2 separate regions of the Homo sapiens genome follow, and region 2 is linked to region 1. A link is a loop called in an ENCODE intact Hi-C map of the cell type or tissue named here. Cell type or tissue: PC-9. All regions are shown on one strand. Each heading gives the region's core, and the rest is flanking DNA. Links, peaks and the distances in the headings are about the cores only. Region 1 overlaps AFG1L (AFG1 like ATPase). Region 2 has its middle 20 kb from the start of SEC63.

What was found. Peaks named below come from ENCODE experiments on the same cell type or tissue, not always from the same donor. Only the 100,000 strongest peaks of a DNase experiment are listed, where the experiment ranks them.
Region 2: it touches region 1 in a loop (14-fold over the local background); 75 of 110 quality-filtered maps call a loop at or near these places.

What each region holds. Positions count from the first base shown.
Region 1 is chr6:108,517,175-108,532,763 of GRCh38, forward strand. AFG1L (AFG1 like ATPase) reads left to right here. Exons shown (of 13, transcript NM_145315.5): 12 at 2,523-2,636; 13 at 5,123-8,827. The coding sequence ends at 5,251. Among named protein-coding and RNA genes, the nearest start is that of FOXO3, 36 kb to the right of the region's middle. In PC-9, for the core only: CTCF peaks have their summits at 9,688 (motif pointing left) and 9,887; no DNase peak of the experiment used is centred there.
Region 2 is chr6:107,970,108-107,985,696 of GRCh38, forward strand. No RefSeq gene overlaps it. Among named protein-coding and RNA genes, the nearest start is that of SEC63, 20 kb to the left of the region's middle. In PC-9, for the core only: a CTCF peak has its summit at 7,305 (motif pointing right); no DNase peak of the experiment used is centred there.

The DNA.
Region 1 (15,589 bases), core at 7,793-11,792:
AAAAGAGCCCGCATTGCCAAGACAATCCTAAGCCAAAAGAACAAAGCTGGAGGCATCACACTACCTGACTTCAAACTATACTACAAGGCTGCAGTAACCAAAACAGCATGTTACTGGTACCAAAACAGAGATATAGACCAATGGAACAGAACAGAGCCCTCAGAAGTAATGCCACATATCTACAACTATGTGATCTTTGACAAACCTGACAAAAACAAGAAATGGGGAAAGGATTCCCTATTTAATAAATGGTGCTGGGAAAACTGGCTAGCCATATGTAGAAAGCTGAAACTGTATCCTTTCCTTACACCTTATGCAAAAATTAATTCAAGATGGATTAAAGACTTAAATGTCAGACCTAAAACCATAAAAACCTTAGAAGAAAACCTAGGCAATACCATTCAGGACATAGGCATGGGCAAGGACTTCATGTCTAAAACACCAAAAGCAATGGCAACAAAAGCCAAAATTGACAAATGGGATCTAATTAAACTGAAGAGCTTCTGCCCAGCAAAAGAAACTACCATCAGAGTGAACAGGCAGCCTACAGAATGGGAGAAAAATTTTGCAATCTACTCATCTGACAAAGGGCTAATATCCAGAATCTACAATGAACTCAAACAAATTTACAAGAAAAAAAACAACAAACCCATCAAAAAGTGGGTGAAGGATATGAACAGACACTTCTCAAAAGAAGACATTTATTCAGCCAAAAGACACATGGAAAAATGCTCATCATCACTGGCCATCAGAGAAATGCAAATCAAAACCACAATGAGATACCATCTCACACCAGTTAGAATGGCAGTCATTAAAAAGTCAGGAAACAACAGGTGCTAGAGAGGATGTGGAGAAATAGGAACACTTTACACTGTTGGTGGGACTGTAAACTAGTTCAACCATTGTGGAAGTCAGTGTGGCAATTCCTCAGGGATCTAGAACTAGAAATACCATTTGACCCAGGCATCCCATTACTGGGTATACACCCAAAGGATGATAAATCATGCTGCTATAAAGACACATGCACACGTATGTTTATTGTGGCACTATTCACAATAGCAAAGACTTGGAACCAACCCAAATGTCCAACAATGATAGACTGGATTAAGAAAATGTGGCACATGTACACCATGGAATACTATGCAGCCATAAAAAATGAGTTCATGTCCTTTGTAGGGACATGGATGAAGCTGGAAACCATCATTCTCAGCAAACTATGGCAAGGACAAAAAACCAAACACCGCATGTTCTCACTCATAGGTGGAAATTGAACAATGAGAACACATGGACACATGAAGGGGAACTTCACACACCGGGGCTTGTTGTGGGGTGGGGGGAGGGGGGAGGGATAGCATTAGGAGATATACCTAATGTTAAATGATGAGTTAATGGGTGCAGCACACTAACATGGCACATGTATACATATGTAACAAACCTGCACGTTGTGCACATGTACCCTAAAACTTAAAGTATAATAATAAAAAAAAGAATATGTTTTGTATTTAAACTAGTGGATATAAAAAATATAAAAGCTGTTTCCAATATATGATCACATATGAACACTCATTCAAATACTTATGTAATCAAGAGATATTAATGTAAATCTTAGTCTTTTTGAAGAATGTCCTAGCAGGATGCTAAGATAATAAATGTAGGTTCTGGACACTCACTGGCCTAATTAGAATAGCAATGCACTGAACTTAGCAGTCTGCTGTGCAGCAAAAGCGTAACTAACCTCTTTACAGTGTCCCTGGGGAGCGTCTTAGGTGCACAGACCAGCTCCAAACAGCCAGGTATAAATGTCAACATCACAGTGTAATCATCTTAGTCAGTATGTGGTGCTATAACAAAATACCATGGTCTGGGTAATTTATAAATAATAGGAATTTATTTCTTCCAGTTCTGTGAGGTCTGAGATCAAGGAGCCAGCAGGTTTGGGTGTTTGGTGAGGGCTACTATCTGCTTTGTTGCCACCAGAGGGCACAAATGTTGTTCTCGCATGGTGGAAGGAATGGAAGGCAAAAAGTGGTGAACTCCCTCCATCAAATCCTGTATAAAGGCACCGAATCCCATGCATGAAGGCAGAGCCTCATGACTCAATCATATCCTAGAGGCCACACCTCTTAATCCTGTTGCATTGTGGAGTAAGTTTCAGCATGAATTTTGGATGGGACAAAAACATTCAAACCAGAGCAGTAATGGCAAAAGCATTGGACTAAGAACTGAAGATCTGGGCTGACATCTTGAGCTGAGTCCTCTCCAGCCCTGAAGTCTCCCAATAAACCTTTGTGCCCTACTTCACAGGGTGGTATGAGTTGTGTGGAAATATTCTGAAAAGTACTATGCAGTTTTAAAACACTGCTTTAAAGAGATAAACAATTAGGGAAAAAAAATGGACGTCTTAAAAGCAAAGATCCAAGCTCCTGTATGTGAAAAACAGACTTTTATTTTGTGAGATTTTTCTTACCTTCAACTTGTGAAATGTAAAGAGTAACACATTTACCCATTTTCTTCTATTTCAGGTGCGTATAATTTGCTCTGCGTCGACTCCTATATCAAGCTTATTTTTGCATCAACATCATGACAGTGAGTTGGAGCAAAGCAGAATACTGATGGATGATTTGGGGCTGAGCCAGGTAGGCGATATTAACATAATCTCTTTTTATTATAAAACAGCTTAATTGTTTTTGGTTTGATGCATGGCTACATTTTGAAGAAGAAATGCAGTGTATAGTTAACCATTGATTGGCGCTTCTTCTATAAGCCCATGTAGCAAATTTATCATTCTCAATATCACTGAATATAGAAAATTATAAACTTACAGTGGAAGGAACCTTAGTGGTCATGTAGTTCAGTGCTCCATTTTGCATGTGATAAAAATGAAGCCCACGGAGGTGGACTAAGGTGCCCACAGTCACACTGCTGAATAATGGCAGGCCAGAGCTGGATGCCAAACCACCTGTGCCCGGTTCTGGGCTTGCTCTGCTATACCATGCTGCCCTTTCTGGGTATCTTTCTAAATGATTGCTGGATTTGTAGAGTGCATGATACAGTATCCAAGCATGTAGGCTGGCTAGTCCAGGACCATGGAGTGCCTAGCAAGGCCCCAGGCTTGAAAAGAAATCCCTAACTAATCTCTCAACCTCCATTCTGCAAACATTTATGGAGTACCTGTGGGTGCCAGGCTCTGAGGACACTCTGTAGGGAACAAACAGATGCTAGTCCAGTTCTCCTGGAGCTTGGAGTCTGGTGATTCACCCCAGGCCAACTAGAAGTGACTTTGCGTTTTCTTCTTCTATAAGAACGTTATGAGATGTGTTTCTCAACTATCGACAACTGAAATATTAGTCAAAAGTTTACAACTATCAACACTCACCCCATGAGGGGAGCCCAATTCTTCCAGCCCCACAGGTGAAAGACCTCTGGAACAAGGAAACAATTCCTTATCAACCTGAATAGAAATGAGGCATTTTCAGGAGTTTGGGAGAACGAGGCCAATTTAAAAAGTGAACTTTCCAATATGATGACTTAAACCTATGTGTATGTCTTAGTCTGCTATAACAAAACACCATGAACTGGGTAGCTTACAGACAACAGAAATTTATTTCTAACAGTTCTGGAGGCTGGGAAGTCCAAGATCAGGGTGCCAGATTTGGCATCTGATGAAGGCCCACTTCCTAGTTCCTAAGCCTCTGTCTTTTCTGTATAAACCTCACATGGTGGAAGGGGTGAGGGATCTCTCTGGGGCATGTTTTATAAAGGCATTAATCCCATTCATGAGGGCTCCACCCACAAGACCTAATCATCTCCCAAAAGCTCCGCCTCCAATACCATCACCTTATGGGTTAGGATTTCAGCATATGAATTTTGGATGTACATAAACATTCAGCTCTAACCTAGAACAGTTTCATCCTGAAACCATCCCCCTGCCCCTGGTCCATGGAAAAATTGTCTTCCACGAAACTGGCCCCTGGTGCCAAAAGGTTGGTAAAGTTTACATCATTGGCTCTTAAAACTTTTTTCCCCTAGGCTGGTGCAATGGGTCATTCCTACAATCCTAGCACTTTGGGAGGCCGAGGTGGGCAGACTGCTTTGAGCTCAGGAGTTCAAGACCAGCCTGGGCAACATGGTGAAACACCCATTTCTACAAAAAATAAAAAATAAAATAAAAAAAATTAGCTGGGTGTGGTGGCACACACCTGTAATCCTAGCTACTGGGGAGGCTGAGGCAGGAAGATCACTTGAACCCAAAAGGCAGAGGTTGCAGTGAGGCAAGATGGCACCACTGCACTCCAGCCTGGGTGACAGAGTGAGACCCTATCTCAAATTCCCCTAGGATCAAGAAAAAATAAGCTCAGCAGACAGAGCCAATCATGCATGAAGAAATCAGGGAATGTGATCTCAGGGTCATGAAGGTTCACAATGGATCAGTGGAGAAGATGGACTTAGGAATCTAGAATTTTTCTCTGAAAAAGCATACTAGCAAACCCCTAAGGAAAGAGAAAAATTCCAAGCCCACTTAGTGGCCATGAGTCTGTGTTGGTATCACCAGTCTGGGGTTACCAGCCTCACAGAGACAGAGTTTCCCAATTTGGTCCTAGATGGTGGGATCAGTTGTCCCAGCAGCTGAAGACTAAAAACAGCCCTGCCTTTCAGCCCTGGCTTTTAGATCCCAGGCACATTCTCCAGAACCCAGACCCACTGCTCATTTGCATTTGCTCTCCTTTAGTCATTGGTTGGATTGGAAAACGCTCTCCAGAGGTTTGTCCTTAGGGCCTCCCCCTTAGGCACTGGGACCCTGTCTGGAGGCCTACACCAGCCTCTTTCTAGCTTCTCAGAACTACTGGTTTTTTTTTTGCCATTACTTATTTCTGGTGTACACTTTTGGAGAAAGTTTTCCCTTTTAAGTTTTCTCTCTGATAATTTGATGTGTTTACTGCCTATCAGTTTAAATTGGTTGACTCTCTAGTCTCATTTAAGAGATTGTATATGGAAAAAAAAAGTTATAAAAAAAGGCATAATCTAAACCGGTAAGCCTAAAAAGTTTTTTTAAACCTATACTTAGGTTCTGTAAATTTTCATTTGTGATAGCTTTATTTTAATTTCTTTGTTTTATAACCAGGATTCAGCAGAAGGACTCTCCATGTTTACCGGAGAAGAGGAAATCTTTGCATTTCAGCGCACAATTTCCCGACTCACGGAAATGCAGACTGAACAGTACTGGAATGAAGGAGACAGAACCAAGAAGTAACTGCCACTTTTGCATAAATAAAACTCTAGACAAATGGTTAACGCAGGCAGAACTCCTTATTGTGGGACTTGAAGGAATCATTTTCTCATCATTAATTATGCACTTTGTCCTCTGGACCATTTTAATCTAAAATTGCTCTCAAGGATCTAGTGGATTAGTAAGTTAAACACTTAACATTTTTTAGGTCTGCTTTTTCTTATTTGGCCTTATTTCTGCACCATGAAATTAAAATCATCTCATTCCTGAAGATGAATGTAGGACCAGACATTTTAGCTTCACATTAAACCACCTGAATGAACCTTGAATGCACAAGTAAATGCAAGACGTCTGGATACCTTCAAGCTTTGGCTGCATGGTGGTGGCATGTTAGAAATACATCTTTTATAATGGGGGAAGAATGCCCTATGTTTCAATTCAAAACAAAGACAGTTTTCCAATCTGATATAAACTAAAAGGGATAATATTTTAGAATATGGGCTTATATGTGGTTTTTTTTTTTGGTTATGAATTACAGTAAATCTCCCAGGCCTTCAGATTTCTACATAATGGAAGAATATGTTTTTAACCCTGAGATCAAGTTTAGTAGGCAGGACTTGATCTCAAGTGGTCACAAAGTTTTCTAAAAAAAAATAGAAAATTATGATGGGATCAAATAAGGAGCAAGTGTCAAATTCCAGCCAACAGGCAGATCTGCAGGCAGAGCTACAAACTCTGCAGCCAGGAATGGGGACCAGTGAGAGAGTGTGGGCGGGGGGGTGGGTGTCAGAGTCGTAGGCACTCCAACAGCAGAGGAGACTCCCGCTCACATGAGGCCAGCCGTACCCCAGTGGACAGCAGGCTCCTTCTCACTGTTGTAGACACTTGCTCTCCTTGCAGCATGCTGCCCCCGCCCTTGCCGCCAACTCTGCCGTGAGATGGACCTAATAGGAAATAGGAAAGAAAGCCTGACAAGCCTGCTTCACAGGAAATCTGATTTGTCCTTCACTGAGCTCATCTTTTGCTTCTTTGAGTAAAACCTGGCTTTACTAACTATTGTCACAAAGTGGATCTTCGGCTGTGGATGAGTGTGAAAAACAGAAAAAATATAAAATCCACAAAATCTTGTGAAAATTAAGCATTTGGGGGAAGGTAAGGCATAGGTGAGTCAGTCCAATGAATACAATGGTCAACATAAGTAAGCTCTTTGAACCTATTTATTTTCTATTTATTATTATTTTTATTTTTTATATCTTGGCCACTCTAGCCATCTCCTGGCAGGGGTAGTGTGGCACAGCATGGCCCTATTTAATTTCTTAGTCAATAATCCATCACATAGTCTCTTTTAGATATTAACCTAATTAAGGCAAGCAGGTAGATGGATGAGTACCCAAGCCGAGAGAAGAGTTTAAATCAAGCCTTCTGTAAATAAAATGTGGTTTAAAGATATTTTTATTGAAGTGAAACACAGTAATTTCAAAGAGGTTACGTAATAGGGAGAAAGGATGGGAAATAACCACTTTGTGCTGGATTGAATGCTATATATTTACATTAGCTCAGTTAAAAAAAATAGTCTTAGAAAGTGAATATTATAACCCCTGTTTAAAAATAAGAAAACTGAGTCTTGGGAAAGTTAAGTAGCTTGACCTGAGATTCACAGTTTACAACTACAAAACTCATATACTATATTTTATAACACACTGTCTCTTACTCTTACTATTTAAAAAAAAGAGATTGTTTTAAAAATTGATTCATTTAACTCAGTGAATGAAGTTGAAGATAAATTCACAACAGAACCATTGATTTGAACTCAGTGAATATAAAATGTTTAACTTTATTCTTTAGATCTTAGCTTTTTACTTTTCACATTCCTTTGGTAATTATTCTGTATCTTAATTTTTAAAAAAATCATGTGAATGGACAGACAGATAGATGGACAGTATGACCGATAGACAGACCTGTCCCTGAGTGTGAGTGTATGTAGAAGAGTCCCCCTGTCAAGTTATGTTATAAAAGTTCATCTGAGGTCAGATATTGGGAATAAAGTTTCATTTTTCCATCGAAACAATCACGTAATGTTAGTTGGGGTGCTGGTCAAACGCATAGAAGCCTATGTAATTCTCAGTGTAGCTTCCCTATAATGTCATTTTGGTACGAAAGAACTTAAACCCTGAGAAAAAAACTGTAGCTCAGTCTCCACCTAAGTAACTGGAGCATGTGCCCACTTCTGTGCCCCCAATCCGCAATCTCCTTCCCCAGTTCCAGGGGCCTGCTGGGATTGGCTGCAGTGGAAGAGGCTCTTTGAGCTGGGAGAAGGGTTTATGCAGAAAGTGGGGCTAGAAGGCTTTGGCTGGATCTCTGGAGGGGAGGGAGTTCCATGGTGGCTGGAAATCTCCAAAGCTGGTTTCATAAAATAGCATGCAAGAAAAAAACCCAAGTCTTCAAGAATAGCCATCACTAGGAAACAGTATGGTAGCTCTACTAAAAGAAAAGTAATGCCAACATGAAAAACAACCCCTAGATTGGAGAGCAACATTTCACTTTATATGTCTTTCTTCTGAGCCCTGCCCCTATTACATTCTCAGCATTCCAGTCTTTCTCCATAGAAGTCTCTCAGCAAATGCTCTTTTTTTGAAATGCTTTAAATGTATACTTTGAGACGGAGGTTTGAGCTGAGTACTGCTGTGGAAAGCTCCTGCTCAATTCAAAACACAGACCGGGGGGATGTCTTTAGAGTCAGGAGAAAACATCATGTGCCAAGGGTGCTCTCCAAACTGATGACTAGTTCCCAGACTTAACAGAGGTCAAGCGGAGAAAAAGGAAAACTTTCTTTAGAGAAGAAAAAGAAAAATCTTATCACTTCTCATATTTCTTTAGGCAGTGTATGAGCTTATTTGCTGATATCACTAATCCTGAGATGAAAAACAGGATGGACTTAAGTAATTTTTAACCTATTTCTGAGGCCAAAAAGACTGTAGTATTATTTTAATCAAATTTATGCATTTTCAGTGGGACTTCAAATTTTAATAATAAGGCAATACTTTTATCTTCTTAAAGTATATTTCCTGTACTTATAAGTGTGCAAATGACATAATTTTAAAATTAGTTGGAATATTGAAAAAAATTAAAATTTCACTTGTAAAATAAGTGGATGTGCTTATATCCATTTATTTATTTAAGAAACACATGATGTTTTCTGTGTCCTGGGCATGGTTCTATGTGCTTTATAAATAAACTCTTTTGATCCATATAACAGTCTTATGAGATAGGTGCCATTATAATCATTTTATAGACAGGGAAGCTGAGACACAGAAAACAGCTAAAACAGATTAATGAATTGCTAAGATATAACCGAAGTCAATAAAATTAGCAAAGTGCTAACGTATTAAATTTTCCATTTCATTGCCTCTGTCCTGAAAACAGTATTGCTGGTCCAAGTAACTTGAACCTACACTTGACGGCTGCTTTATCTGAGATTAAAAACATGCAGAAGGATTGGGCGCCTGGGTCCCTGACATTTGGGTTCTTGATCAGTTACGGGAATCTGTCTTGCAGCAAGTCTGTAAGTTACCTTTATTAGATTTACTAATCTCAAAAGAAGTCACTTGCTGGTAGGAAAGGATTTTCTTTGGAAATGAGTTTATAACTTCTTTTACAGTCAGAATTAAGATGAATGTTCCCTATTGGCATATAGCAGTTCATTTTTCTGGAACAGAAAATTACAAATGTTAAAATCTGCCCTCTTGTCGAGTGTCTACTGACTCAGTCCAGCAGCTCACTAGGACCCTCACATCTGTTGCCCTAGCTGGTCATTCGGTCCAGTCAAACATGCCTGTCCACTGACCTTTCGTCTGTGCTGCATGGAGCCATCAGTCTGTCTTACCTGCTTGCCTAGGGGGCTTTCTGGATGTCGTCCCGAGAATTTTCCTGTCTCAGGGCTGTACTTTCTGGGTTCCCGGTGGTTGATTGCTGGTCTCTAATGATGCAGTGGAAAGGGCTTGAGATCTGGCATTGGAAAATTCAGTTCTGCTAATTATTGTTTTGTGACCTCGACCAAGATAGTGCTCTGAGCCTCAGTTGTGTCATCTTATAAATGGGAATCATAATGCCCATTTCATAGAGTTACTATGAGGATTGTTGGTGAAAAGCGCTTTGCAAATGGCAAAGGATTAAACGAACATCAGTTGTTATTGATACTAATGATTATGATCATAAATCCTACTTTCTGCTTTGTGTTATAGCCTTTTGAGGAATGCAAAACAGAAGACACATTCCAACCCACTGGTTTCTAACAGAAGGGAAAAGATACGCATTAAATGGCTAGACACCAAGAGCACACGGGTCTGGCTTAATGAGATGCTGGAGAAGATTGTTAAATTCAAATCCATGTTTTCAGGATTAATACAGAAAATGAATTGTTGCTTGTTTGGTGAACATCAAAGATTTCCCAGAAAGAGGGCACCATCTTGTGGTCAGTAGGATGAACTGACAGGAGAAAAAAAAAAGGCCAGTGGTTCTCAAGGCTACACATTCCTAGGCCTAGGTCCACATCCAGGGTCAGGTATGGTGGGTCAGATGTGGGGCCCCAGCATCAGCACTTGTTAATGTTCCTTGTAAGATTCTAAGGTGCAGCAGGGTTGATCACCGCCAATCAGGCAGGCCGTGGAGCTCTTGCCTGTGACTACACAGCCGGTACGCACAGAGAGCCCTGCCTGCAGCTGGGTCCTGACTCTGGGCGCCTGATGCAGAGACCACGGCACTTTCCAGGGAGCAGAGGCTGTTGCTATGATTCCTGGAGCCCAGGTCATCAGCACACTGGCACACACAAAGTCACCTCCCAGAGCCCACCCCTCTCCTCCCTGGGGACCAAGGCTCCTCTGCCTTTCTTCTCCACCCACACTAACAACGTCAAAATAGTTAACCACGCAGCACTTCCTAGTTTAGAAAGCACTTTAGGAGGCCAAGGCGGAAGGATCGTTTGCTCCTACCATATCCGTCGTCCACAGCAAATTCTGCAAGGGAGATGCAATTATCCTACTACCCATGAGGAAACTGGGGCACTCGGAGGGTAAGTGGTTTCACAAGCATATCGAGTAAGCATATGTCTTCTGGATCCCGACCCTGTGCTCTGCAGCCCTTCTGGTAGTAGTAATAATAGTAGCCCCCATTTTAAAGTCATCGTGGGTCTTGAGGCTAGAACAGGAAAGATGTGGGTGTAGGGGTATGCACAAGGGTGTTGTTTTGCACAACCCCATATGTGATGGCAAAGAACTGGAATCAGTGGTTGGCAAACTTTGAAATATTTAATCTTCACAATAATTGAGAGAGTGTCCTACTTTGTCACCCAGGCACAATCATGGCTCGCTGCAGCCTTGACCTCCCAGGCTCAAGTGATCCTTCCACCTCAGCCTCCTAAGTAGCTGGGACTACAGATATGCACCACCATGCTGAGCTAATTTTTAAAATTTTTTTTAAAACACAGATGGGCTCTGGCTATGTTGGCAGGGCTGGTCTCGAACTCCTGGGCTCAAGTGATCCTCCCACCTTGGCCTCCCAAAGTGCTGGAATTATAAGCATGAGCACCACGTTTGGCCCCACTTTCCACTTTCAAAATGCTTGCAGACCCCAAAGAGCTTTTATGTGGGTGGGATATATAATCACCAGTATTAGAAATCAAACAGAAATTGTTAGATATTTAATTCATTTAAAAATAACAATAAGCACATGAAATATTACCTAAATAGCATTATGAAAAGTAACAGCATTTCCAAAACAAAAAACAAGTTAGTGAGAAAAGTGGCATTGTTTTAAATTTTTGCCAATGTCTGGTTTAGTAAAATACAGACAGATTCTGTTGGAATATCACACATCATGTAGCTCCTGAAAAAATCAACTGTGTGCATGTGGGAGAATGAGTGAGAAAGGTAAATAATGTCTTAGTGGTTTTATGGAAAATGACTTTGACCTCATGGACTCACTAAGAGTCACAGGTCCCTCAAGGGTCCCTGGACCACCCTTGGACAAGGCTGAGTTTATTGCTAATGGGATGAAGGATTCCCATGTGCCCACTGGAGCCCACTGGTAAGAGCTGGTATTGGCAACTGGAGTGGAGAGGGGGTGCTAAGCATGGGAAGGGTGGGGCCAAGCTGGATGGGAATTTGAATACAGGAGAAGATGGTAGCCAGTCTACCCATTGAGACCCCCTAGCCACTGCCTCATGTCATCCTTGTTGCTGCCTACTGCTCTGAGCCCTAAGCACTTTGCCAGCCCAGCCCCAACCTTGCAACTCTCTTCTTTAGCTTCTCCTCCTGTGTCTCAGCTCCTCCTTCTCTGAAAGCTTCTGGTTCCTTTTCCTTTTCTCACCATCTAAGTTCTTTCTTGGATCCACATAAAAATGGCGATTATAAAAAACAACACCCAATATTATACAAAGTACTTTCACACATAACGTCTTTTTCACACTCTTTTCTTGATGTCCATAGCAACAAATACCAGCCGATGCCAGTTATTCTCAAGTGTGTCTTCCCATCCCTGACTCCACCAGTCTCCTGTTCTGTACTTCCAATTGCCTACTGGATCTCTCCTTTTGAATGTTGCGTAAACTCAGTGTGTCTCAAATAGTTACCCAACCCAATCCTCCACACTGAAATATTTTCTGGCAGTGCTACACCTTTTGCAGTGATACTGTCTCAGGCACTCACACAGCTGCAGTACTCTAATACTCTGCCACTGGCCCCTTGGCAGTCGACAAGAGCCAGTGATGTTGGGAACAGAAAAGAAGGGATAGACATTAGAATCATGTTACATGATGGAGAAAGGGTTCAAGATAAGTATCAGTGCAGGACAGGACTTGGAGAATGGTTAGTTATTGGAATGAATGGCAAATCCAACAATCTGAAGACAGGAGCAGTTTGAGCAAAGGTGATCCCAGGACTTTCAGCCTGTCCTGCATGTTTCTACGGTTTCGTCTACAGTGACTGGATCAGTTCTGGAGTCTCCCAGTTCTCATTATCCACCTGGGGGCTGGGGATAAGACTCCAGAGAGTCCTAGGACAAGCTGGCCTTTGGGAATGCAGTAGATAGTTCTCATTTCTCTGATTCACTCTTTAATTTATTGAATAAACACTGTCAAGTGCTTCTTATGACAAGGCACTCTGCTAGATGCTATGTGGGACATAATGAAGTTTACAGCTTTAAAAAAAAAAAGTCATTATTTTGGCCAGGCACGATGGCTCACGCCTATAATCCCAACACTTTGGGAGGCCAAGGTTGGGGGATCACTTGAAGCCAGGAGTGAAAAGAAAGAAAAAAGAAAAAGAAAAAGAGTTATTATTTTAATAGGAGAATCTATAGATTGGTTACATTGCTCCTTAAGGAAAAGTCAGCAATTTAAATCAAAATTAAAGCTTGAATCTCTAAAACTGGCTAACCTCATCTGGAACATGTGGCTCCCGCTTGCACCTAAGATCACCTTCTCCATTGTCTACCAGGCTAGCGTGAGCCACACCTGTTCAGTTTTCCAACTATCAGCTAAGAGAAAGACTTCATTAATATTTGGAGGATACAGGCCGGGCACAGTGTCTCATACTTGTAATCCCAGCACTTTGGGAGGCTGAGGCAGGTGGATTGCTTGAGGCCAGGGGTTCAAGACCTGCCTGGCAAACACGGTGAAACCCCATATCCACAAAAAATATGAAAATTAGCCAGACATGGTGGTTTGTGCCTGTAATTCCATCTTCTTGGGAGGCTGAGGCAGGAGAATCACTTAAATCCAGGAGGCGGAGGTTGTAGTGAGCCGAGACTGTGCCTTTGCACTCCAGCCTGGGCAACAGAATGAAACTCTCAAAAATATATATATATTTTGGGGAAACAGATAATAAATTCAGAAAATACTTGGAATCTAGATGATATGGCTAATAAAATTTAATGTGATCATCTTCAGCATGAATCTCCACTTTGTTCTAGCTCTCCTTCCAGATTCCAGATACCTCTTCTATCCCCTCCACAAGACGATACTCACAGACATACATATACCTCTGAGTGCTTCCTGGAAAGGGCAGAGTCCAAAAAGAAGCCTCTTCTCCATGACAGTCATTGCTAGAACTTGCCCATAACCAGTTCTCTCTTTCCAAGCACACAGGTGGGGTCACACTTTCTGCCCCCTTGGCAGTTAGGCAAGGCCATGTGATTATTTCTGAGCAGTTAGTTGGCAGTGAGTGGAAGTGATGTGACATGTGTCATTTCCAAGGTGAAGCTCTTACTAGCTGGCTTGAGAACTTTTAGATCTCTTTTCTTTTGCATGGAAAACCTGGAAATACCATGTTGAGACAGAGACACCCAAGATAAAATTGCCTGGAAGGCTGAGCCACCACATGAAAATGCCAAACTACCCATGGCAAATGCTGTGTGAGCAAGAAATAAAATTACATTCTGTTTTTTTCTTGGAGAAATAAGGGAAAAAATAAAAATAAATTACATTCTAATAAACCATGGAGACCTTTGGCGTTATTTGTTATGGCAGCATAATCCAGCTTGTCTTGGCTATACACCAGACGGCCCGCAGGCCAGCCCCTTCAGGGTCTGTTTCTTGTCTGAGGACCTGACCCTTCCTTGGGAATTGACACTAAGAATGGCTGCTCTCCTTGGCTTCATCTCCAGACCCATGTGGCTTGTCTCTGGAGGGCTTAGCAATAGCAACACATCTCTCTATTGCCCCAAACCTCAACATTCACACATATGCTATAACTGCCCCAAGAAGAACCCCCCTGCATCCCTTAACTTTAAATACTGTCTTACTTGGGTTTTGTGTTTTTGGGTCACAGTGAAAATATTAGGTAGACAGGTTTAAATGTATCCGATGACTTTAAACCCGACTTTGATACTCAAGTGGCCAAGAAAGCTGCTTCCAATTCTTTAGGGCTTGGACTTGAGCCGTCAGTTGTTTAAAACTCTAAGCAGATGCAAGTTATAAAAACCATTTGTTCACATATGAAGTCTGCATCCATAGAAAACCATTTTCAGAGTTGAAATCAATCTAACCAAAGAAGAATAGGCAGGGCATAAAATCAAGCAGTGCCAAGGCACATGCTTAACCTGACCCATAAGGAATCCAGCCTTTCATTCCTCCAGCAGGTGGGGATCCAGAGGCATCCTGAGAGAAGGGGCAGGTGGGAAGAACAGAGCACCATTAGGAGTCAGGAGTGTATCTGAGATCCTGTACTGCTACTAACCATATATAATCTCATGCACATAACTTTGGGTAAGTCACTTAATGTTACTCTTTGGGCCTCATCTAAGACCTTTATTTCTGTGAAGCTCTGATGATTTATAGTTTGATCAAACGGTGTATACAGATGGCCCATACACACACGAAAAGATGCTCAGTATCATGACTCATTAGGGAAATGCAAATCAAAATCACTGTGAGACACCACTTCACACTACTAGGATGGTTAGAATCAAAGAGATGGAGAATAAAAAAGGCTGGCAAGGATGTGAAGAAATTGGAACTCATATGCTGCTGATGAAAATGTAAAATGGTATAGCTTTGGAAAACAGTTTGGCAGCTCCTCAAAATATTAAGCATCTAGCAATTCTACTCCTAGATACCTAAGAGAAATAAAAATATATATCCGCACAAGAACTTGTACATGAATGTTTGCAAAAGATTATTATATTAGCCCCAAAGTGAAAACCCAAATGTCCACTACCTGATGAATGGATAAACATGATGTGGCATTACATACAAAGTAGTAGTATCCAGCAACGAAAATGAAGTCCTGATACGTGCTGCTACAAGGATGGACCTTGAAAACATTATTCTCAGTGAAAGAAGCCAATCATGAAGGGCACACATATGTATGGCTCCATGTGTATGATATGTCAAGTAGGCAAATCTATAGCGATAAAGAGTAGGGCCTGGGGGTGAGGGCAGGAATGAGGAATAATTGCTAATGGGTACAAGATTTCTTTTAGGGGTAATGAAAACATCTGAAATTAGATTGTAGTGGTGATCGCACAACTCTGTGACTAGACTAAAAATTGCTGAACTGTGTGCCTTCCATGGTTGGATTTTATGGTATGTGAATTATCAAGCTATTAAAAATAGTGTACAGGGCTGGGCACGATGACTCACGCCTGTAATCCCAGCACTTTGGGAGGCCGAGGCGGGCGGATCACTTGAGGCCAGGAGTTCAAGACCAGCCTCGCTGACATGGCAAAACCCTGTCTCTACTCAAAATACAAAAATTAGCTGGGCATGGTGGCGCACGTCTGTGATCTCAGCTACTTGGGAGGCTGAGGCACTAGAATTGCTTGAACCCAGGAGGTGGAGGCTGCAGTGAGCCGAGATCATGTCACTGC
Region 2 (15,589 bases), core at 5,335-9,334, 550 kb before region 1:
AAATGGGTTAACATGAAAGGTGCCCAGCCCAGGCTTGGTAACAGTATGTCCTCAATAAATGATTGCTACCATGATATAAATATATAAATGAAGCCCAGGTGTCTAGGGCTTCACCAATTGTATGTTCATTCATTCAATCTTGATGGCTTGCTTTCCTCCCTTCCTTCTTTCTTTCCTTCCTTCTATCCTTCCTTCCTTCTTTCCTTCTATCCTTCCTTCCTTCCTTCCTTCCAGACAGGGTCTCACTCTCTGGCCAGGCTAGAGTGCAGTAGCACGATCATGGCTCACTGCAGCCTTGACCTGCTGGCCTCAGGCGATCTTCCTGTTTCAGCCTCCCAGGTAGCTGGGACCACAGCCACATGCCACTACGCCTGGCTAATTTTTTGTGGAGTTGGAGTTTCACCATGTTGTCCAGGCTTATCTCGAACTCTTGGGCTTAAGCAACCTGCCCACCTCGGTCTCCCAAAGTGCTGGGATTACAGGAGTGGGTCACTGTGCCTGACCCTAGGTAGCTTTCTAACCCTGCTTGGCAGGCTGCAGAAAATCCAACTTTATGCAGAAGTTGTGCAAATAACCTGGGGAGCTCTCTTGCGTTCCCGTATTGGACTTTCTCATTGCTCTCTGCAGGCTCAGACCACAACAGAACCCAGAGAGGCATTACCCTTGCCATCACCACCAAGGTTGCCAATGCCTGAATACTGGAGCCTTTGCATCTTAATAGTTGAAATCCATGTCATTGCTCTTGCAAAATGAACGTACCTGAGTATTACCTACGTTATTTGTCTAGAATTTGGTGACGGCAGTAGCGTATATTCTCTGAAACTGGGGTGGAAGTAGTGATGTCAGGAGAGACGTCCACAGAAAGGAATCTTGAGCATCAACAGGTCTCAGAACCTTCACCTCACACACACAGGCATTTTCTCCCCAGAGTACACAAATGGAGTGGACGTTCCTGTGTAGACATCCATTCTATCCAGAGCGGCTCACTAACCACTCTCTGATGGTAAAGTCTTGTTGCTGATAACATGAACATTTGCTGAGGACTTATATCAGCTATCCTCAACTATCCCTATGAAGTAGGAACTATAACTGCATCGATTTTCCACATGAGAGAAAGAAGGTTTAGAAAGACCAAGAAATAGGCCCAGGGTCACGCATATAGTAAGCAGTAGAGGTGGGTTTTGAATAAAGTCATTCTGACTCCAGGACAAACATGTTCATTTTTTTAAAATTTCTATTTATTTTTTTTTGAGATTTTTTTATATTATTTATTTTATTTATTTATTTAATTTAATTTTTATTTATTTATGTTTTTGAGTCTCACTCTGTTGCCCAGTCTGGAGTGCAGTGGCACGACCTCGGCTCACTGCAATCTCTGCCTCCCAGGCTCAAACGATTCTCGTGTCTCAGCCTCCTGAGTAGCTGGGATTACAGGCACCCAGCTTGTTGAACTCCTGGGCTCAAGGGATCCTCCCACCTTGACCTCCCAAAGTGCTGGGATTACAGGGGTGAGCCACTTGTCTAATTTTTTTTTTTTTTCTGAGATGGAGACTCACTCTGTCGCCCAGGCTGGAGCGCAGTGGCGCGATCTCGGCTCACTGCAAGCTCCGCCTCCCGGGTTCACGCCATTCTCCTGCCTCAGCCTCCCCAGCAGCTGGGACTACAGGTGCCCGCCACCACACCCAGCTAATTTTTTGAATTTTTAGTAGAGATGGGGTTTCACCATGTTAGCCAGGATGGTCTCGATCTCCTGACCTCGTGATCTGCCCGCCTCGGCCTCCCAAAGTGCTGGGATTACAGGCATGAGCCACCACGCCCGGCCTAATTTTTGTATTTTTAGTAGAGATGGGGTTTCACCACGTTAGCCAGGCTGCTCTCAAACTCCTGACCTCAAGTGATCCTCCTACCTTGGCCTCCCAAAGTGTTGGGATTACAGGCGTGAGCCGCCTCTCCCAGCTGCATGTTCAGCTTTGTGTCCACTCACTATTCTATTCCCTGCACCAGATTCCTCATACTGACCATTTCATTCTCCAAACATCTAGCTTCCACTTGGGGCCCCTAGTCAATCAGATATGTCTGTATATGTCTTAATCCTAATCGTGGACAGTGTTCAAGTATTTTATTCAGAGGGCTCCTTAATTCTGTTGCAAATCAGTGAATGCAAATAGCTACAAGGTAAAGGGGGTTACCAGCCTCCACTCTCCAGGAATATCTGAGTCTCAGTCTGATCTTCAAAGCCCTTTACAAAGTTGCTCCATCATTATCATCTTAATCCCATAACTGGGTGACTTTGATAGGCTGGAACTAAGTTTTCTGGATTTTATAGGCAAATTCTATGACTATATCATTCATATAATAGAAGGGGGTAAGGAGGACCAAAAAGGAAGAAAAAACTGAATTTCAGGTTCATTTGCTCAGGCTCTCAGTTCCTGCAGAACATGAGTTACAACAGTAGTGATGAGGGCAGCCCAGGGTGCTTCAGATGCAGTGTAACCAGCTCAAGTCCTGCTGCTCGCCGCTCAGAGGTCAAAAGCACAAGAAGCGAGGTGTGGTGAAAGGAAAGCAACTTTATTCAAATGCTAGAAGTTGGGGAATAGCCAGGCTCATGCCTTTAAAAGACCATTCCCAACTTTAGGCTAGGGAGAGGGACTTAAAAAGGGGAACTTGGAATGGGAAGTATGCAGGAGTGGTGCTGAGTTCAAGGTCTGTGTCTCTTGTTTCCCTGGTGACTGTCAGGGTGATCTGATGTCATCTGAACGATGGCCGGGTTGTAGACTAACAGCCTTGAGGTAATCTCTGGCATTTTGCAGCTGGGCCTCCATGTCTGGTTTATGTCAAGATTAGACCCTGGAACTTCTAAGTAAGCACATAATTAGATCCAAGTACAATTAGATAAATGTGCATGGTGTAAGGGAGTGTATGGTAAGAAAGGGAGAGACGCGGTGTTTCAAATAAAGTACATTTCAAGGCTACGTCCTAATACTAAGGAGGAAAAAAGGGTTTCTGCAGTAGGCTTCAAGGTTACATCTTGAGACTGGAGAGAAAAGAGAAAAAGGGGGGAAAAAGTTTTGAAATGCATTTTGAAGCTGAGCTATTCAGTTCCCATAGGGTCCCATCTCCAATAGATGAACCTAAGAAATAAGTGAGCAAGAGAACTGTGGGGCTGTCATTTATATGGTGTTACAGCTGCTGTGACCCATCCCTCACCTGCAGGTATCAGATGAAGGGTCCTAAATTGGAATCAGGCAGAGAGAGAATAAGAGAAAGAGAAGGGATTGAAGTACACCCAAAAATCCTTTATATATTAACAGGCATGTGAATCTTTAAGATGCAGTACAGGATGTGAGGTTTACCAAATTATTTGACCACTGCCTCCCTTTTTTTTTTTTTTTTTAACAGAATAAGCAAAACAAGAGTTTTTTTTTAATTATTATTTTTTTCTTTATTTTTTTTTCCCCTTTGGTAGAGTCAGGGTCTCACTATGTTGCCCAGGTTGGTCTTGAACTCCTGAGCTCAAGGGATCCTCCCACCTTGACCTCCCAAAGTGCTGGGATTACAGGGGTCAGCCAACATGCCTAGTCAACAAGGGTTTAGTGTTTTGCAAAAACACACTTGGGAAATGCTGGTCTAGTAGATTTTTGGAACACACATGCCACCAATGGATGACTTTATCAAGAGTAGAGAAACCAGTTTGTCAGGTAAGAAGGGGAAGGAAAGACAGGGAGGAACGAAGGTGCTCAGCGGAAGGGAAGGAACAGGAATGACAGCTGGAGAAAGTGGCATGGGAGGAGGATACTGAGGAAGAACTGATTGCTAGGGGTGTTTCGTTTTGCTTTGTTTTTGAGACAGGGTCTCGTTCTGTGGTCCAGGCTGGAGTGCAGTGGTGTGATCACAGCCCACTGAAGCCTCAACTTCCTGGGCTCAGGTGATTCTCCCTCCTCAGCCTCCCAAGTAGCTGGGACCACAGGCCCACACCACCAGGCACGACTAATTTTGTTGTTGTTGTTGTTATTTTCTGTAGTGATGGGGTTTCGCCATGCTTCCCAGTCTTGTCTCAAACTCCTGGGCTCAAGCTATTTGCCCACCTCAGCCTCCCAAAGTGCTGGGATTATGGGCATGAGGCACTGTGCCCAGCCTGGTTTATTTTCTTTTAAAATATGTGTGGTCTTGCCATGTTTCTAGAACACACTCTCAGCCCATCTGTTTTCCATCTCTTACAGGATGCTTCTAGCTGCTCTCCTGGGTGGAACATCACAGAAATCATCCCCCTGCCCCACTCTGGGGCTTGGGGCCCTCCTGGTCTGCCAAGAGGTTCCCAAGCTGATTGCCAAGGGGCCATCTTATTCTTAGATACAATCTTATCTCCAATCCCTATGGAAGGTTTAAGTAGTAATTTACTCAAAGATTTAGGAAAGAAGTCCAGAACCAAGCTTCACTGGGGATGGGAGTTGGGGTGGGTGCGGTTTAAAGTAAATATCCTCAGACCCCTACCCAGCCACTTTGCTCCCAGTCACCAATCACAAACCAAATCCCCACCACGGGGTTTTCCGAACTCTTACAGTCTCACAGCCTTTGATGTTGGCCCTCAATGGCCTGTGAGGGACCAAGCTCTGGTCACATGGATGGAGAGAAGAATCAATGATACCATTTGTTACTACCGGGTCTTACATTTGGGGATGTTGCTAGTTTCCGCCGATCTAGAGCATCCAAAGTCAAGCACATTTAATCACCTTAAGGAGTAATTTTCTTTTCTCTTTCTTTTTCTTTTCCTTTTTTTCTCTTCAAGACAAGGTCTCACTCTGTTGCCCAGGCTGGAGTGCAGTGGTGTGATCGTGGCTCACTGTCGCCTCCACCTCCTAGGCTCAAGTGATCCTCCTACCTCAACCTCCCAAGTAGTTGGAACCACAGGCAGGTGCCACCATGTCTGGCCAATCTTTTTCTTTTTTGTAGACATGGGGTCTCACTATGTTGCCCAGGCTGGTTTCAAACTCCTGGGCACAAGCAATCCTCCTGTCTCAGCCTCCCAAAATGCTGGGATTACAGGCATGACCCACAACACCTGGCCAAGAGTGATTTTCAAACCCTGTCTGGTCACCTTAGGAAATCCATATTTACCTAGTAACTGCACCGTGACTATCTTGACAGCTAATGATCCAGTCTCATTCTGTCAGAAAAAGAAATGCCTCTTCCTTACATTAAGAGGAATGGGAAACCTGGACAGCACCTCCCTAATTCCTGGAGTGTGTATGTGAGGGGCGTCAGTGTCAGTGAGAGTTATGGAATGGGGAGAAGATGGAAGGAGAAGGAAGGAGCCTGTGGAGTGCGTGGAATTGAAGATACAGAAAGAGGGATATTTTGAAGATTTATTTATGAACCCTAAACTGTTTTTTTTGTTTTGTTGTTGTTGTTGTTGCTGCTGCTGTTGTTTTCACAGAGACTTGCTCTGTCGTCCAGGCTGGAGTGCAGTGGGGTGGTCTCCGCTCACTGCAACCTCTGTCTCCTGGGTTCAAGCGATTCTTCTGCCTCAGCCTCCTCAGTAGCTGGGACTACAGGTGTGTGCCACCATGCCTGGCTAATTTTCTTTTGTATTTTTAGTAGAGACAGAGTTTCGCCACATTGGCCAGATTGGTCTCAAACTCCTGATCTCAGACGATCCTCCTGCCTTGGCCTCCCAAAGTGCTGGGATTACAGGCATGAGCCACCGTGCCTGGCCCCTAAACTGTTTTTAATTCCTATGATTAATGTGGTTATAAATAAGCTTGGCAAGAAAAATACTTAGTATAATTTATCATCTCAAGAGATAAAAGTATAAAAGTACAAAACTTTAAAATAATGCTCCTTAAAAACATAAGCTCTAATTCTGAATATGCCATTAACTAACTTTGTGACCTTGGACAAGTCACATCACTTTGCACTTTACAATTGAGTGTGTTTGTTTTATCATCTACAAAATGATATAATATTACACACTTTATCCCCTTTACAGGGATACTATGAAGGTCAAATCAGATTACATTAAAATAGTGATAATTACTTACATTTGCATAGTACTTTATCATCCACAAAACATTTCTGCATATATTATTGCATTTGCATGAAAGAGCTTTGAAAAGTTATAGTGTTATAAAAGGACAGTGCCTCTGTTTGAATACCAGCTCCATCTTTCTCTCCTTCAAATTGCTAATCAGTAAGATGAGGCTAGTAGTAGCATCTGCCTCATAGGTTGTTGAGAGGATTACATAATATGCTGCATAGGCAGCTGTGGACTCAGGGCCTGCATAAATAAATATTCAGACCGGGCACAGTGGCTCACACCTGCAATCCCAGTACTTTCGGAGGCTGAAGTGGGAGGACTGCTTGAGCCCAGGAGTTTGAGACCAGTCTGGGCAATAGAGTGAGACCTTGTTTCTACAAAAAGATTTTAAAAATTAGCCAAGCATGGTGACGCATGCCTATAGTCCCAGCTACTCAGGAGGCTGAGATGGGAGGGATCGCTTGAGCCCAGGAGGTCAAGGCCACAGTGAGCAGTGACTGCACTACTATACTCCAGCATGAATGACAGAGTGAGACCATGTCTCAAAAAAAAAAGGAAGAAAGAAATATTCAACAAAATCCACTTTGTTGAATATTTATGTTAATACTCAATGTTAAAAAATGCAAATGTCACCTCCTAAAGGCCTTTCAGGCCTCTTCATCTAAAACAGTGCCCTCCTTCTGCCATCACTTTCCAGTTCCTTGCCCTGGTTTATTTTTCTGAGTAACACTTTATGATATAAAGTAACTACTTTATATCATATTTGCTTAAAATCTCCATGAAGACAGAGATTTTGTCTGTCTTGTTTACCTCTCTATTCAGGATAGTAGATACTCAATAAATATTTATTGATTGAATGAAGTTAGTTATCATAATTGCTATTGTTATTATTACCTAATGTCCCTTCCTCACTTTGCCTTCGACTGTCTTGTATCATCGAGGGCATTAGAAATATTCTCTCTGGCCGGTGCAGTGGCTCATGGCTGTAATCCCAGCACTTTGGGAGGCCGAGGTAGGTGGATTGCTTGAGCCCAGGGGTTTGAGATCAGCCTGGGCAACATGGCAAAACCCCATCTGTACCAAAAATATAAAAATTAGCCAGTCTCATAACCTGGTCTCAAAATAAACAGAAAAAAATGTTTAAAGAAATATTCTCTCCAAGTTTTCAAGAACTACTTAAATCAAGCAATTACCAGGTTGTTGCTGTCTTCCCAGGAATTTTTATTTTCTAGTATGGAGGACCACCAGCAGATGGCAATCAAGGAATACAAAAATCTGAGTTTATCCTATTTAGGAAGATTTTGGTAAATAGATTTAAGAATCATAAGATGAGCTGGGCACGGTGGCTCACACCAAAGTAATCCCAGCACTTTGGGAGGCTAAAGCAGGAGGATTGCTTGAAGCCAGGAGTTTGAGACCAGCCTGGGCAATATAGCAAGACCTCATCTCTATAACAACAACAATTTTTTTTTTTTTTTTTTTTTGCAGGGGTGAGGAATCTCACTCTGTGGCCCAGGCTGAAGTGCAGTGGCTCAATCTCAGCTCACTGCAACCTCCACCTCCCAAGTAGCTGGGATTACAGGCGCCACCCACCATCACACCCAGTTAGGTCTTTTGTTTTTTCGTTTTTTGTATTTTTAGTAGAGATGGGGTTTCCCATGTTTGCCAGGCTGGCCTTGAACTCCTGACCTCAGGTGATCTCCCCGCCTCGGCCTCCCAAAGTGCTGGGATTATAGGCGTGAGCCACCACACCTGGCCTCCATTTTTTTTTTTTTTTTTTTTTTTAGGAATCATAAGATGATAAATTTAAGGTAAGCAGACCACTGTATTCTACCTCTTGAATATCGGCTCTTCTCAGAGCCAGTTTCTCATGCCCCAAACACATCTTCTACCAGTGACTAGAATTAATGTCTAACCTCAAAAAAGTCACCGAAACAAATTATAAGATCCTTTAGGTAATCTAGCGGAAACTTAGGCCTGGTGTGGTGGCTCACACCTGTAATTCTAGCACTTTGGGAAGCCAAGGTGGGAGGATTCCTGGAGCCCAGAAGTTCAAGAACAGCCTGAACAACGAAGCAAGACCCCATCTGTAATTTTAAAAAATTAAAACAACAAAAACAAAGACAAATGGAAACTTTAGTTATTCTATGTAAAAATGAATTAGTAGAATTTGTTTTTATTTAGGTATTATATTTCCTTTTGATTTCCTGCTTACATCTTGAGCCAAGGTACATTTTCTTTGGTATGTAAAAAAATGAACATTTGTGTAAATGCTTTTCCAATGGTAGAAAACTTATAGTTCTGGCAGAATAGAGCTGCAAAATTATCAGAGGGAAGGAATTTGCTGATAACATTCCAGTACATGTACATGGGGATGGGGAAAGGGAGTTCACAGCAATTTTACAACTTTAAGAAAAACGAATTTTACAACTGGTTTTACAAAAATAGGAATTTCTTTTCTTTTTTTTTTTTTTGAGACAGAGTTTCGCTTTTGTTGCCCAGGCTGGAGTGCAATGGCACGATCTTGGCTCACCACAACCTCCGCCTCCTGGGTTCAAGCAATTCTCCTGCCTCAACCTCCCAAGTAGCTGGGATTACAGGCATGTGCCACCACGCCAGGCTAATATTTTTTTTTTTTTTTTTTTGAGACGGAGTCTCGCTCTTTCGCCCAGGCCGGACTGCAGTGGCGCTATCTTCGCTCACTGCAACCTCTACCTCCCAGGTTCACGCCATTCTCCTGCCTCAGCCTCCCGAGTAGCTGGGACTACAGGCGCCCGCCACCGCGCCCGGCTAATTTTTTGTATTTTTAGTAGAGATGGGGTTTCACCGTGTTAGCCAGGATGGTCTCGATCTCCTGACCTCGTGATCCGCCTGCCTCGGCCTCCCAAAGTGCTGGGATTACAGGTATGAGCCGCCGCCCCTGGCCCTTTTCTCTTTTTTTGCACTTTGCTTCTGAAGACGTGTTAGAGAGTAGGTGTTCAATTAAATCAAACACTCTCAATAGGGTAATAGAAGACTTTGTCCTTGTTGACGAATACTGGTATCTATGCTTTCCATTTGCTAAAATTGCTCTGAGTTTCCAGGGAGAGTTGCAGTGTGGTCAAGCCTACAGAATGCTAATACTGCTAATTTTTCTGTTAGGTTGAAACAAAGAGAATTTCAGTTTATAGTTTACAGCTCAAATATATTTGATGGCATAACAAAACCCCTTGAAATATGGCTGGTACTTCATTGTAGAAGATGATTAACCTGTCTTGTTTCATTTTGTTTTGTTTGACGATACCTTTACCAGAAAAAAGCCTCATAAAACACTTTAAAAAACAAACAAACATTGTACCTGGAGAGTGTGGGGAATGTCCAGTATTTAAGAGAAGTTATGAACAATAAATAATATTTTTGGACTTCTGCTATGTATTAGGCAATATTATCTTAAGACAGACAAATTATTTAGCCCATATATATAGATTAGGCAATTAAGGAGCAGTGAGATTCATAGTTTGCCAAGGTTACATGAGCTGAGATTGGAACCAGGCCTATTTGGGTAAATGTAAGCACTTCCCTGCACTATAATTAATTGTTGATCTTATTCTAACAAATGGTGTTAAACACTTGGAACTTCCTAGTTAATGCAGAAATTTAACCAAATCACCTGGGAAACTGTTAAAAATTTAGAGTCCCAGACCATATCCCTAGAGATACTAATTCAGAAAATCTGGTGTGGGGCCTAGGAATCTGAGGTGTGTTTTTGTTTATTTGTTTATTTTTATTTATTTATTTTTTTGAGACAAGAGTCTCACTTTGTTTCCCAGGCTGGAGTGCAGTGGGGCAATCCTGGCTCACTGCAACCTCCGTCTTCCGGGTTTAAGCGATTCTCCTGCCTCAGCCTCCTGAGTAGCGGGGATTATAGGCATGCAGCACTATGCCCAATTTTTATATTTTTAGTAGAGACAGGGCTTCACTGTTTGTTGGCTGGGCTTGTCTCAAACTCCTGACCTCAAGCTATCTGCTCGTGTCGGCCTCCCAAAGTGCTGGGATTACAGGCATGAGCCACCGTGCCTGGCCAGGAATCTGAGTTTTTAACAAGCTCTCCAGTGATTGTGCTGCAGGCACTCTTCTGACCTCAAACACTTTGAGAAAGCACAGGCCCAACCCTGTGGACCTTAAAGAACAAAGAATTCTTTGAGAACCTGATGAAAGCTCTAGACCATTTTCTAGATAAATGCACATTTCACATCCCCAAATTTTACCTACAACTTAAGAGGGTTCACAGACACTCTGGACCTATGGATGCTTGGTCTCTTTCCTGTCCCAGTTGAAACTGGCCTGATAAGGAACCTCTTCCACCTCTCCACCGAGAGAGGTCACTCTTCAGCCTCAAACAGCCTCCCTGTTTTTTCTTTTTTTCTTTCTTCTTAACTACAAAGGGAAGAGTTTTCCAGGAAAATGAAGTGACTGTTGTTTGAAAAGGAGCTTCATCTTATAAATAGAGCAGCCTCTGCTGCTGTGCTTCCAAAAGTTAAGCTGAAACAGGATAATAGTGTTATCTGCAATCAGGATGAAGGCCAATCTGGATAAAGGTGTTGGGATTAAAACCAACAGCAGGGACCAAAGATTAATAAGGGCACAACCAGAAGAAAGAATCATTAAATTTATTTTCTCAAGAAGCCCTTTCTCTAATGTCTTTTCAGACTCTAGGTTTTCTCTTAGGTCTTTTATTTTATTTTATTTATTTTTTTGAGACGGTGTCTCCTCTGTCGCCCAGGCTGGAGTGCAGTGGCACAATCTCGGCTCACTGCAACCTCCACCTCGCGGGTTCAAGTGATTCTCCTGCCTCAGCCTCCCGAGTAGCTGGTACTACAGGCTCATGCCATCACCCCCAGCTAATTTTTTTTATTTTTGTAGAGATGGGGTCTCACTATGTTGCCCAGGCTGGTTTTAAACTCCTGGGCTCAGGCTCTCCTCCCACTTCAGCCTCCCAAAGTGCTGGAATTACAGATGTGAGCCACTCACCTGGCGAGGTTTCCATTTTTAAGCTAATCTTTGCATCTTTAAATAACTCAAGACTGATGCAGCCCATCTTTTAAAACATAGCTAATATTGATAGAGTCCTCAAAAGTTTGCTTGTGATATGTTCTGGATTCTGTAACATCGAAAAGGTGTAAGGAGAACATATAAACCAGGAGCTGTAAACCAGGGGCTCCAGACACAGATCCAGAGAAGTTGATAGATAGATAGATAGAAGTTAAGGAAGAAGTGTTGTTTCTGCAAGCACCCTGGTATTGTTCATAAATTTCGTGTGTTTATGTACTTTTGGGGGGAGAGATTCAATGGCTTTCATCAAATGCTTAAGGGAATCTTCAACTAAAATTTTAAAAGTAATCACTTATAAAAGAGTCTTATCTCACAAGGACTAGACAAGCAAACAGGCAGCAAAGCTTGTGGCACAGGCATAGTGACCACTGACTTAAAGTGGCCTATGCACCGTTGTCAAAACACCTGTCACGATTTTGGTTTATATTTGGGACATTCTGCCAGAAGGACCACTTGTTCAGAAACACGTCCTCCCTGGCTGGGTGCAGTGGTTCACGACTATAATCCCAGCACTTTGGGAGGCAGAGGCAGGAGGATTGCTTGAGCTCACGAGTTGAGACCAGCCTGGACAACATAGTGAAACCTCATCTCTACTAAAAAAAAAAAAAAAAAAGAAAGAAAGAAGCATGTCTTCCCTGATGTAGGAAGAGAAGCATGTTTTTTAGAGCCAGAAAAACCTGTTGAATGACAAGGACAGATGATACAAATTCTCCTGGACTCCTAATGCGATTTAAAATCAGGAATGATAATTTCTAATTCATCAGATTGCTGGGAGGTATCAGTGAAATGCCGCATGTAAAGCTCCTCGCACAGTGTCTGGCATAGGTGAGCACTCAGGAGTGTTATTGTCCCTCTTCCTCACCACCACACTAAGATTCTCCATGATGGGAATGCTGAGAACAAGCAATCTGCTGCTAGGATGGGGCTGCACCTGGTCAGACCGACCCGAAATCTGGTCTAGGAAACCTGAGGGAAAACAGATTTGTTTGGAAATTCCTATTTTCAGGTCTCTCACCGGAAGTCACAAGTGATGAAAATACATCATTCTTGTCCTTGAAGTTGTTGGACCCTAAGAGGGCAGATGGTACAAACAGTAAGTTAGCAGCGGCCACAGGGCACAGGACACTCACAGCACATGAATAAGCAGAAATACTCTACGCGCTTGATTAATAACAGGTTGTGATAGACAGGACAAAACCACATGGAGTTGACTTAGGAGGTATTCATGAAGGAAATGATTATTGAGCGATATTTTTAAGGTGGGGGAAGGGATATCATTTAGGAGAAAGAAAGAAAGAGGGGAGAAAGCTGAAAAGGTAGGAGAGAGTGCCATTGGGGCAGGCTTAGGAGCAGATTTGCAGGGCAGCAGGGAAGCCATGCTTGAGGGCCTGTGAAAAGATGACAGCAGTTAGGTGTGGGGGAAGGGAGGTAGCTAATTGGTAGAGACCCTTGAAGCCTGTGATTAGGAGTTTTAATTTAATTCAAGAGGCAATTGGAGCTATTGCAGGCTGCTAAGAAGGGGAGTGATATGATCAAAATGATGCTTGAGGACAACGGTTCTTGCTGTTCTGGCTGCTGTGAGCAGAGTGGATTAGATGAAGGAGATCCTCAGGCTGGGGGTGCTGATCTGAGGCTGTTTCACAAACCAGGTGTGAGGGGACGTGGCCTAGAACAGGATTCTGGGGATGGGGTAGAAGGAGCAGAGCTCGAATATGTTATGTGGGATAAACATTCATTCATTCTTAGAACCGGGCACTGGGTTGGACACTGGATATCGTGGGGCACAGAGGCTAAGATCAGGGGAGACAATTAAGCTTTGTTAATATTGTAGGATTGAAGTTCTGTGACCATTAAATCAGAGAAATGTGGGAGCACATAGCAGGAGCAGCACCTCACTGAGTCATGGGGAGGGACACGGGGGTCAGGGAAGTCTTCCTTGAGAAAGTGGTGTTTAAACTGGGCACTTAAAAAAGAATCAGGAGCGAGGGTAGTGGCTCACTCCTGTAATCCCAGCACTTGGGGAGGTCGAGGTGGATAGATCATTTGAGGTCAGGAGTTTGAGACCAGCCGGACCAACATAGTGAAACCCCACCTCTACTAAAAATACAAAAATTAGCTGGGCATAGTGGCACGCACCTATAGTCCCAGCTACTTGGTAGGCTGACGCAGGAGAATCACTTGAACCCGGGAGGTGGAAGTTGCAGTGAGCTAAGATTGCATCACTGCACTCCAGCCTGGGCAACAGAGTGAGACTGTCTCAAAAAACAAAAAACAAAAAACAACAAAAAAAAAAACAGAATCAGGCTGGGCTCGGTGGCTCATGCCTGTAATCCCAGCACTTTGGGAGGCTGAGGTGGGTAGATCATTAGAGATCAGGAGTTCGAGATCAGCTTGGCCAACGTGGTGAAACCCCATCTCTACTAAAAATACAAAATTAGCTGGGCATGGTGGCGGGCGCCTGTAATCCCAGCTACTCGGGAGGCTGAGGCAGGAGAATTGCTTGAACCCAGGAGGTGGAGGTTGCAGTGAGCCGAGATTGTGCCACTGCACTCCAGCCTGGGCAATAGAGTGAGACTCCATCTCAAAAAAAAAAAAAAAAAAAAAAAAAAAAAAAGAATCAGATCTCAACTGAGTAAGAAGTCATTGGGGAAATGTTACAGGCAGGGAGCCTCAAGATAAAAAGGCAGGGGTAGCCACAAGGGAAGGGAAGAATGACTCCAGGAGAGGCTCAAGGGGGCAAGCAAAGGGGGAGCAGACCGAGAAAGGCCTTTATTTTGCAATATGGGTTGTGGACTTTATCCTAAGGGCCGTGAAGGGCCATAAAAGATGAACGATTCATGTTTCATTTTAACAAAATCCCTCCAGCTATGTTGTGGAGGAAATGTATTGCCGGAGGTTAGGATGGGAATCTACCTGGGAGACATGTTGTCATAGTTTAGGGGAGAGGTGATTGGGAAACTGAGATAGATACATGTGATGGATTCAAGAGATATTTAGGATATAGAACTTAGGGGATGAGAAAAAGATTGAGAGAAGAGAAGGAAGGCAAGAGTATAAGAACAGATGTCATCAGCCCAGGGAGGGAAGAGGTATTGTTTAGGGTCACACAGCCAGCCTGTGGAAGTATCAGTATTAAAATCCAAGTCTCTAGTATTTAAAACAATAACAACTATATATATATATATACACACACGTATATATGTATACTTGTATATATGTGTATATATATATTAGGCTAGGCATGCTCATGCCTGTAATGCCAGCACTTTGGGAAGCTGAGGCAGGAGGATCACTTGAGCCCAGGAGTTAGAGATTAGACTGGGCAACATAAGGAGACCTTGTCTCTACAAGAAAACAAAAAAATTAGCCGGGCGTGGTGGCATACACCTGTATAGTCCCAGAACTCGGGCGGCTGAGATGGGAGGATGGGTTGAGTCTGGGAGGTTGAGGCTTCAGTGAGCCATGATTACACACTGCACTTCAGCCTGGGCAACAGAGTGAGAACTGTCTTAAAAACAAAAACAAAAAACATGATCTTTCCTTTCCTTTCTTATCATGCTCATGTTTTCCTTTCCATACTTGAAAATATTTTTAAAATTTATAATAGCTATTTTAAGTTCCTTGTCTACTTAATCCATTATCTCTGTCACTTATGGATCTGTTTCTATTGGTTAGTGTTTCTCCTGGGTGTTAGTTCTATTTTTCTGCTTCTTTGCATGCCTGCTAATTTGTATTGGTTGCCAGACATTGTGAATTTTATTTTGTTGGATGCCAGATTTTGCAGTCTCAGTCTCTCTCTCTCTCTTTTTCCAACATGTCAAAAAGAACCTTTACTACTTTTATAATAGCCTCTTAACGCTTTCTTGCCAGATGCTTTTGGACAACATGCTTTCTGGGCACGTTGCTTTTGAAACTTCTGAGCTTTCAGAGGAGGCACTGCCTCTAGCCTGTGGCTTTCTGGGCAGGAACCTTCTGGGCTGGAGCCTTCTTGCCTGCAAGAAGTCATCTTTTTTGCTGGAACTATAGCAGCAGGTACTTTTGGGGGAGAAGGTTTCAAGAGACCTGCCTTTTGAAGCTTCATGTTCTTTTTTTTTTTTTTTTTTTTTTTTTTGAGACAGGGTTTCACTCTGTCACCCAGGCTGGAGTGCAGTGGCACAATCTCGGCTCACTGCAACCTCCGTCTCTCGGGTTCAAGCAATTCTCCTGCCTCAGCCTCCTGAGTAGCTGGGACTACAGGTGCATGCCACCAAACCCAGCTAATTTTTATATTTTCAGCAGAGATGGAGTTTTGCCATGTTGGCCAGGCTGGTCTCGAACTCCTGATCTCAAGTGATCCACCTACCTCGGCCTCCCAAAGTGCTGGGATTATGGGTGTGCGCCACCGATCCTGGCCTTTTTTGAAGCTTCTTAATGTCATTCTTGATTATTCTGTTCCTCATTTTCTTTGCCTTTGTGACTCTCCTG